Regions from separate parts of the Homo sapiens genome. Here region 1 is linked to region 2. The links are chromatin contacts, found by Hi-C or POLR2A ChIA-PET in ENCODE. All regions are on one chromosome and are shown on one strand. Each heading gives the region's core, a stretch centred on a gene start or an enhancer-like site at or near the end of the contact. The rest is flanking DNA. Distances are from core to core; before and after follow the strand shown.

Evidence for each region. A loop is a pair of places that touch in the nucleus more often than their neighbours do. ChIA-PET counts read pairs that join two places held with the same protein, here RNA polymerase II (POLR2A).
Region 1: POLR2A ChIA-PET joins it to region 2 with 17 read pairs in activated CD4-positive, alpha-beta T cell. The contact joins two enhancer-like sites. A Hi-C loop is called at or near these places in 2 of 168 maps with a recorded cell type or tissue (breast epithelium and naive thymus-derived CD4-positive, alpha-beta T cell). POLR2A ChIA-PET finds 5 or more read pairs at or near these places in 8 of 52 experiments (Caco-2, H1, HepG2 and 4 more).

The regions. Positions count from the first base shown.
Region 1 is chr2:47,352,041-47,356,835 of GRCh38, reverse strand. No RefSeq gene overlaps it. Among named protein-coding and RNA genes, the nearest start is that of EPCAM-DT, 9.4 kb to the right of the region's middle. Within about 2 kb of position 2,580, at least 9 of the 41 ENCODE cell types and tissues checked have a DNase peak (open chromatin) inside an H3K27ac peak, as active enhancers do.
Region 2 is chr2:47,308,293-47,313,555 of GRCh38, reverse strand. The region is part of intron 3 of EPCAM-DT (EPCAM divergent transcript); the gene reads left to right. Among named protein-coding and RNA genes, the nearest start is that of BCYRN1, 24 kb to the left of the region's middle. RefSeq lists enhancers at 2,435-2,504, 3,765-3,954. Within about 2 kb of position 3,640, at least 22 of the 41 ENCODE cell types and tissues checked have a DNase peak (open chromatin) inside an H3K27ac peak, as active enhancers do.

The DNA.
Region 1 (4,795 bases), core at 1,331-3,830, 44 kb before region 2:
CACACATTCCCTTGAGGAGTTTCTAGATATCCACATAGATAACTCTAGTACACAGAATTAGTAGAATTAGCATTGGCTGGCCACTACCAGTTATACATAATTACACATTTTCATGAAACATGCTGCTTTCTTTTTTGAAGATTATTTTTCAGATTCTTCCTATTCTTAAAGATTTTCAAAGTCCTATTTGGCTACTGGCCAGAAATCTTCCTTAGTAGGGCTGGGCTCAGTGGCTCATGCCTGTAATCCCAGCACTTTGGGAGGCTGAGGCGGGTGGATCACTTGAGGTCAGAAGTTCAAGACCAGCCTAGCCAATATGGTGAAACCCCATCTCTACTAAAAATACAAAAATTAGCTGGATGTGGTGGCGTGCGCCCATAGTCCCAGCTACTCGGGAGGCTGAGGCAGAAGAATTGCTTGATCCCAGGAGGTGGAGGTTGCAGTGAGCCGAGATCACGCCACTGCACTCCAGCCTGGGTGACAGAGTGAGACTCTGTCTCAAGGAAAAAAAAAAAAAGAAAGAAAGAAAGAAAGAAGAAGTTTGAGACCAGCCTGGCCAACATGGTAAAACCCTGTCTCTACTAAAAACACAAAAATTAGTCAGGTGCGGTGGTGCCCACATGTAGTCCCAGCTACTGGGAAGGCTGAAGCAGGAGAATGGCTTGAACCTGGGAGGAAGAGGTTGCAGTGAGCCAAGTTCGTACCACTGCACTCCAGCCTGGGCAACACAGCAAGACCCTGTCTCAAAAACAACAACAACAACAAAAAGGCTGGGCATGGTGGCTCATGCCTGTAATCCCAGCACTTTGGGAGGCCTAGGCAGGCGGATTACCTGAGGTCAGGAGTCGAGACCAGCCTTACCAACATGGAGAAACCCCGTCTCTACTGAAAATACAAAATTAGCTGGCCGTGGTGGCACACACCTGTAATCCCAGCTACTCAGGAGGCTGAGGCAGGAGAATCACTTGAACTAGGAAGGCAGAGGTTGCAGTGAGCCAAGATTGTGCCGTTGCACTCCAGTCTGGGCAACAAGAGCAAAACTCCGTCTCAAAAAAAAAAAAAAAAAGAGTAAGTGGTTTAGGCCAGGCATTATGACTCATCCCTGTAATTCCAGCACTTTGGGAGGCTGATGTGGGAGGAACACTTGAGCCCAGAAGTTTTTTTTTATTTTTTTTTGTTTTTAATTTTTTACCTAATCCCAAATGTGATTGGAGAGCCCAGGAATTTGAGGCCAGCCTGGGCAACACAGTGAGACCCTGTCTTTACTAAAAATTAAAAAAATTGGCCAGGCATGGTGGTTTATGCCTGTGGTCCCAGCTACATGAGAGGCTGAGGCGAGAGGATGGCTTGCACCTGGGAGGTGAAGGTCAAGGCTGTAGTGAGCCATGATCATGTCACTGCACTCCAGCCTGGGCGGCAGAGCAAGACCCTGTCTCGGGAAAAAAAAAAAAAAAAGAAATCTTACTTAGTAGTTTGTTAATTCAGCTTAACACATATGAAGGAAGAGAAAAGAACACGAAACATTTGGTAAGTACAATGTGATTTCTTTCATATTATCTCACTTAATCTTCACAGAAACTGTGAGCTAGGTATCATTTATTTTTATTTTACAAATGAGAAAACTAGTTAACCAAAATTAAGTAAAACCCAAGATCCTATTGTTGGTGTTGGTGAATGGTGGCCATAAATCTTGATCCTAGGTCTGTGGGACTCTAAATCCCACACCCTTTTAGTATACCACATAGCCTCGGTGCTGTCAACCTTGAAGTTTACCTCTCAAGAGTCAAAACTTAGAGAAATATTTATTTGAGTATCAGATAAGCTTTGGTACTTAATAACTTCTAGTCAATTCCAAAAGAAGCTTGTAGTTAGCTGCTTATCCTTACAGAGGGCATTCATTCTTTGAAATGTGTGGCGGACTTCCTCTCCGAATGGCTATAAAATATTTCGTACTTTGCTTATGTCTTATAAAAACGCCCATTAGAATGAAAGTAATAAACCAGCCAAGCCCTTGTAACTATAGGAACCTTCCCTGTCTGCTTCCTGTTGGAGGCTGCTGAAGGATAGAGGCCTCTGACTCATGGCCATGACCTCTCCACTCACTTTGGGTTCCTGCTGACTTCTGAATCCCACCCATCACGCTACCAAGCGATTTCTAGGAAAGCATGCTGCGATTATGTACATGAGGCCCTTACCGTGTAACCCAGGCAGAGGTGTGTTTGTGTACAGATCACTCAGAATTCAGAAGCTCTGTCGGTTGTGAATCCAGGGCCACACCACTGCAACCCATTCCCACAGGATTCTTGAGGGCAATTTTAGGTGAGAACTTGAGTTAATAAAGCCATCTGGTTACCTCAGAAATTGTTTGTCTCTGCTCCCCTGCTTTGGTTCTCGTTGCAATTGCAATTAGATAATTGAGATCTGCAAGTATTTCTGAAAGTGGAGCAGTCAGCAGAGCGCACTGGCTCCCAGTCACCACTCAGCGCTGAGTGTAGCCTTGGATGAGTCATTTGTCCCCCAAAGCCAGATGGGAATTCACTCTCATGCGGCTCTGGCTTGGGTTCTGGCTTGGTTTGTGAAGACTATGCTACAGATAAACTCTGGTTGTGTCAAGATGCCCTTTAACCTATCTGGGTGTTCCTCTGCCCCATCTCACAGGTGCCCAGCCCAGTGGACTCATCTGTTCACTGGCCTCACTGAGGGGTCTGCCTCATCAGCATCCCCACAGTGGGGCTCCGGCTTCTCTAGCTCTGTCCCTGGATACAATCCTAGACCTGAACTGTCTGCTAGGAAACTGTTAGAGAGACAACGTGCTAGTGAGTTACACCTCGAAGGTTAGGTATTTAGATTCTAATAGAGGCCTTCTGGAGACAAAGTTTGTGTTTCTTTGGTTTTGTTTTGTTCTTTGTGTTTTCGTTGTTGTTGTTATTGTTTTTTGTTTTGAGACAAGATCTTGCCTTATCACCCAGGCTGGAATACATTCGTATGATCTTGGCTCACAGCAACCCCCACCTATTGGGTTCAAGTGATTCTCGTGCCTCAGCCTCCCGAGTAGCTGGGACTACAGGCACACACCACCACATCTGGCTGATTTTTGAATTTTTAGTAGAGATGGAGTTTCGCCATGTTGGCCGGGCTGGTCTTGAACTCCTGGCCTCAAGTGATCCGCCCGCCTCAGCATCCCAAAGTATCGGGATTACAGGTATGAGCCACCGCACCCGGCCACGTTTGTTTGTTTTTGAGACAGAGTCTCACTCTCTTGCCCAGGCCGGAGTCCAGTGGCACACTCACAGCTCACTGCAGCTTCAGCCTCTTGGGCTCAAGCAATCCTCCTGCCTCAGCCTCCCAAGTAGCTGGTACGAAACACCACGCCTGGCTAATTTTTTATTTTTTGTAGAAACAGGGGTCTCACTATACTGCCCAGGCTGGTCTCAAACTCCTAGGCTCAAGTGATCCTCCCCCCTCGACCTCTCAAAACGCTGGGATTACAAGTGTGAGCCACCACATCTGGCCTGGAGACAACATTTTATCTAAAAAAAGCAAGCGAAGCCCGGGCAACACGGTGGAACCCCATCTCTACAAAAAATACAAAAATCAGCCAAGAGCAGTGGCTCACGCCTATAATCCCAGCACTTTGGGAGGCCGAGGTGGGCAAATCACCTGAGGTCGGGAGTTTAAGACCAGCCTGACCAACATGGAGAAACCCCATCTCTATTAAAAATACAAAATTAGCTGGGCATGGTGGCACATGCCTGTAATCTCAGCTACTAGGGTGGCTGAGGCAGGAGAATCGCTTGAACCCAGGAGGTGGAGGTTGCAGTGAGCCAAGATCACGCCATTGCACTCCAGCCTGGGCAACAAGAGCAAAACTCTGTCTCAAAAAATAAAAATAAAAAATCATCCAGGCGTGGTGGCTAATGTGGTGGTGCCTGTGGTCCCAGCTACTCAGGAGGCTGAGGTAGGAGGATCTCTTGAGCCTAGGAGGCTGAGGCCGCCATGAACCATAATCACACCACTGCACTCCAGCCTGGGCAAGAGAGCGAGACCCTGTCTCAAAAAAATAAATACATGGCCGGGCACGGTGGCTCACACCTGTAATCCCAGCACTTTGGGAGGCCGAGGTGGGCAATCACCTGAGGTCAGGAGTTTAAGACCAGCCTGGCCAACATGGTGAAAACCCATCTCTACTAAAAATACAAAAAAATTAGCCACGCATGGTGGCGGACACCTGTAATCCCAGCTACTTGGGAGGCTGAAGCAGGAGAATTGCTTGAACCTGGGAGGCAGAGGTTGCAGTGAGCTGAGATCACGCCACTGCACTCCAGCCTGGGCAACAAGAGCAAGATTCTGTCTCAAAAATAAATAAATACATACATACATACATACATACATACGTAAATAAAAATAAAAGAAGTAAGCAATAGTGGAGGCTCTAAGGCACAGAAGCATGTCTTTGAGAGACATATTTCAGGCATCAGAGCCTTTTAGGACCTTTCTAATCACTGTAATGAAGCACAGGCTCGTATGGTATTAATTTGTAACTTATTTACTTTTTTTTTTTTTTTTTAGTCAGAGTCATGCCCAGGCTGGAAGTGCAATGGCACAATCATGGCTCCCTACAGCCTCAACCTCCCAGGCTTAACCAATCTTCCCACCTCAGCCTCCTGAGTAGCTGGGATTACAGGCAAGCGCTACCACACCCAGCTAATTTTTGTGTTTTTTTGTGGAGACGTGGTTCCGTCATGTTGTCCAGGCAGATCTCAAACTGCTGAGTGCAAGTGATCCTCCTGCCTAA
Region 2 (5,263 bases), core at 2,391-4,890:
CATTGAGTCTGCAGATATTTATTGAGCACCTACTATGTCTCAGTTCAGGCATTGAGGGCTATAGCAGGGAACACAACAGAGAGAAGTCCCTGAGGAGTTTATCTCTAGTTGGGGAGACAGATGGCAAACAAAATAAACAAGTAAAATTTCCAGTGGGTTAAATAGTGATGAGCGCTAAGTAGAAAAACAAAGTAGGGAGGAGGATAGGAAATGTTGGAGAGGGAGCTGTGATATTAGCCCCATGGAAGTCCTCACTGATAAGCTGACGTTTGAGTCAACACCCAAGAGAGGGCGGTGATGGAATGAGTCATGCAGGTGTCTGGGGAAACATGCATCGAGCTTCCTAGGAAGCACAGCCTCCACGGGTAGGAGTCGGGGGCCCAACCCTGGTAAAAATCCAGTGGAAAGCCACAGGAGGAACAAGCACCTGGGTTGGGTTTTTCACCTTGCAAAGGAATATACAAAATGTTCCCCCTTGTGTGTGTTTATAAATGAAAACTGAGGATCATGATAAACTACATTCAGTAAAGAACAAGACACGTGATTTCAAAATCTGTACCAAACTTCATCTCCTTTCTTCTAAGAGATTATTTGTATAAATTATAGATCATAGCATAGAATGGTACTTTGGTAACCATCTGGTGTTCATGTTTTGAACTTGCCAGATGATTAGAATCCACCAGGATGCTAGGTTTAAAGATACAGATTCCAGCTCCCTGTCCCCACCCCTGATTTAGGGAAGGGGCCTGTGACTTTGTATATTTAACAAACACTCAAGGTTATTCTGTTACAGGAAAGTCTGGGAGACACAGATAGGTTTCAAAATGAGGAAATAGAGGCCCAGATAGAGGGAATGTCTTGCTCAAGGTGGAACTGGTCAGTCAGGCAGAACTGGGAATAACATCTAGATTTCCCAACTCTGTTAGGCCAATGAAAGTTTTTTGCACAGCACAAAGATCACTTATGAAATTTAAGTTCAAGATACAACAAGACACAAAACATAAAAGCAGATGCCAGGCCAGACATCTATTAGGAGCACCAGATGTACCTGGGACGAACTGGTTACTGTGACTGATCACTAAACTCAGCAACCAAGGGCTCTGGCAGCCAAGTCTGCAGCAGAAATGGGTTGGGTTATTCCATTCCATTCATGGGGTCCAATAAAGTGATGCATAATAATTTCATTTGATAAGAAAAGTTTTTTCCTTTAACAAATTTTAAAATCTTCCAAACCCTCAGCTTCCTATTATGATAATTACAAGAGAATACGAAAAATAAGGATGGAAAAAAAATGGTAAAAGGAGAGATCTATCCTGTCCCAGTGAGAATGATTTCTTCAGTATAATTTATCTCCTGTGGGTAGTCTGGAGTCTCCACCCTCTCATAGGCCCTCAATGACTATGTGTTTGAAGGGCCTTCAGGATAGACTTCTTGAAAACAGATCTTTCTCTGATAGTGCCTAACATTCTTCACAGTGTGGGCCATGAGGCCTGAAAAGGACAAGCACGGTGAGACCCATGGCGAGTTGTAGGACCCTCTGGGCCTTTGTGGCCCACCTGGGAAGGGGAATGTATTAGTCTGTTCTCATGCTGCTAATAAAGACATGCCCATACTGGGTAATTTATAAAAAAAAGAAGTTTAATAGACTCATAGTTCCACATGGCTGGAGGCCTCACAATCATGGAGGAAGGCGAGGAGCAAAGGCACGTCTTACATGGCAGCAGGCAAGAGGGAATGAGAGCCAAGCGAAAACGGTTTCCCCTTATAAAACCATCAGATCTCATGAGACTTATTCACTACCATGAGAGCAATATGGGGGAAACTGCCCCCATGATTCAATTATCTCCCACCGGGTCCCTCCCACAACACGTGGGAATTATGGAAGCTACAATTCAAGATGAGATTTGGGTAGGGACACAGCCAAACCATATCAGGGAATAATAAAGCCATAACCTCCTGAAGGGGGTGGGTGTGATGCCCTCCTGAGCCCCTGCAGCTAGAGCATCTGTGACGCACTGCCCAGCTAGTCTGGGCAGGAGCAATGTGTTGGAGTTTGTGCACATGTGTGTGTGCTGGGCGTGCGATGAGCACCCTGCCACACATGTGGGAGCTCAGATGCCACACTCTTCCAGAGCTGTGCCACAGTTTGACTGATCTGTGACTGCAACCGCTCCAGCAAAGCTGGACTCTTGGGGAAAGAATTTTCTCTTCCCAAGCTTGCTGTGTGGGCCCGTGGGGAGACACACAATTGCCTTTGTCATTTGTTCTTCCTGTGTGGGGACAAAAGCCCTTTCACTTGCTGTGGAATGTACAAGAAGTTCTGTGCCGAAGGGCTGCCAGGCGCTGGCCTGGAATCCGACAAACAAGGAGGAGTTGGGGAGATGGCCGTTTCAGCCTGAGGCCCCCCACCTCCTGGTCCTGCCATGCATCTGTGTGGTCGGGGACTGCCAAGAGGGTCCCCACCGTCTGCTTCTTCACCACTGTGTGCACCTGCATCACTGCCACAACCCTGTCTTAATCATGGCCTGAGACACTGCAGCCTGCCACAGGCGGGCACTGTGCCAGGCATGGGTTTTGTCAACTCATTCAACCCTCCCAACGAATGCTGTTATTCCCACTTTGCAGCAGAGGGAACTGACCTTCAGAAGGGAGGGTCTGGGAGGACAGTGCTGAGACTGAAACAGAGGGGCTGGGACATGGTAGGAGGAACAGGACACCACAACCCCTCACCCTGCACTCACAGCTCTAGGGCAGAATGGAGCCTCAACCCTGGGTGTTTATGCTGTGAGCTGAAGTTTAAGCAAAACAAAAATAGAGAACTTAGGTGGGGTTGGGGTGGGGGTAGAACCCGCCAACACGAAACGTCATCGTGGTACAAGTGGCCTTTTCTCATTGCTATTTACATCCCCGGGTGTTTCTATCAGCCCAGAGCCAGAGACTCACCACAGAGCAACCTGTTGCCAGAATGCTGTGGGGGCTGCGCTATTTTAGGAGCAAAGTTTTCCCAGGTGGCTATATTGTCTGCATTTTTCTCACCAGGGTAGGACAATTCATAGAGCCACTAAAGCCAACCACAGTGTTGAACTCTGCTCTAATTTTAAAATGTAAATGAGCAAGCACCAATGGGAAGTGGCCAGGAGCAGACCAGGGCAATCAGCTCCCAGGGGAGCCCCAAGCGTCAACTCCCAGGTAGGGGGTAAGGGTGAGGCCTGCTGGGTGGGGAGTGGACTAATACAGAGGGCTGGGAAAGAAATGTGTGTGTCTAAAAGCAATTTGCATTAGGCCTTTCAGAGCCCAAGTCTGTGGGTTGGCTTGCACAATCTTGCAATCTTACAAGCAAGAGAGGAAGAAAGGAGAGAGGGGAGCCAGGGGAGAAGGGTGTGGGGATCAGACAGGCTTTTGTATGTGATCTTGTTTAAGCAAGACTCTTATCAAAGAGTAATCCTAAACTTTGCGCTTTCTTATCACCCAGCTCCCTGGGGAATGGGTAGGTGACTTTTGAGTTCCACAAGGGAGGATTAATTGCCTGTTAGAGATCAGAGCTCCAAGTAAGCAGATAAGGTTGATAGAGGTGGGTGGGGTGTGGTGGTTTACTTATGTCCCGTGGAGATGTTCTTTGCTCTTATTATCTAGATTCACGTTTTCTGTGCACAAGCCGAACACTGAGGGCTGAGGAGAAAGCTGCCGTCTAGTGAACAGAGCAGCATTGGAGGGTGTGCCTGCTCTGTGCCCCATGCTGCAGATGCTGAGCAGGGGTTGGGATATCAAAGAATGAAGGAATGAGCCATGCTGCACTGTTCAAGAAGGTCCAGTTCTGTGGTGGTTGTGTGAATACAGGACATTCTTTTCTTTCTTTTTTCTTTTTTTTAGACTGGGTCTCATTCTGTCACCCAGGCTAGAGCGCAGTGGCAAGATCCTCAGGCTTCCATAACAACTGTGAAAGTACTGACTGAGTAGTTAAGTTAAATATTAAAAGCTGAAAGGGCCAGTGCCCTTATACAAAGACTGGAATGTAACAAAAGCCCACCAAGAGTTTTGCCTAGGCCTTTCCTGGGCCTTAAAGCGTGACAAAATAATGGAGGAATTCTTAACAGGATCCATTTAGGATTAAACAAATTTTATTGGGGGTCTGAAGAGACTCCCCAGGCCTCCACAGACAAGTTTATTGGGGTCCTGAAGGAACTCCCCAAACGTCTGTGATTTAGCAGGAGACAAGAGTAATCAGCTGGGCACAGTGGCTCATGCCTGTAATCCCAGCACTTTGGGAGGCTGAGGCGGGTGGATCATCTGGGTGGATCACCTGAGGTCAGGAGTTTGAGACCAGCCTGGCCAACATGGTGAAACCCCGTCTCTACTAAAAATACAAAAACTAACTGGGCGTGCTGGTGCACACCTGTAGTCCCAGCTACTCGGCAGGCTGAGGTGGGAGGATCACCTAAGCCTGGAAGGTCAAGACTGCAGTGAGCTGTGATCGTGCCACTGCACTCCAACCTGAGTGACAGCAAGACACGGTCTCCAAAAATAAAAAATGAAAAAAAAAATTTAAAAAGTTTAGTGAGGAAAGAGTGTAACAATTGTTGTGTATCAGTTCTCCACATGTCTCCAAAATTTGGCTCCAGAATTCTGACTTTCAGTTGAGGCTAGAAGGTGGCAGGATAAGCCGGGCATGGTGGCTCACACCTGTAATCCCAGCACTTTGGGAGGCCGAGGTGGGTGGATCATGAGGTCACGAGTTCGAGACCAGCCCGGCCAAGATGGTGAAACACCGTCTCTACTAAAAACACAAAAATTAGCTCGGCATGGTGGCATGTGCCTGTAATCTCAGCTACTCAGGAGGCTGAGGCAGGAGAATCGCTTGAACCCGGGAGGCGGAGGTTGCAGTGAGCCGAGATCGTGCCATTGCACTCCAGCCTGGGTGACAGAGCGAGACTCCATCTCAAAAAAAAAAAAAAAAAAAAAAAAAGAGAAGGTGGCAGGGTATAGCCTTATGTCCTTGTGGGGTCACTTTGAGGGATTGAGGGAGGAAGTCTTTGCCCATGAGAGTAAAGGGAGAAGCTTCCGGGAGAAGCTCATGAGTCAGGAGCTGGTGGAGGGGCTGGGATCCACAGGCCTCTGAAAAACACCTTGTACACGAAGGAAATATATCAAGCTGTTTTAAAAGATTATCTCAATTTCGTAATTATGGATTATTTTATTTTCTTCCTGTGCTTTTCAGGATTTTCTTAATCTTCTACAGTGAAAAATAACCAGAAGAAACTTTTTT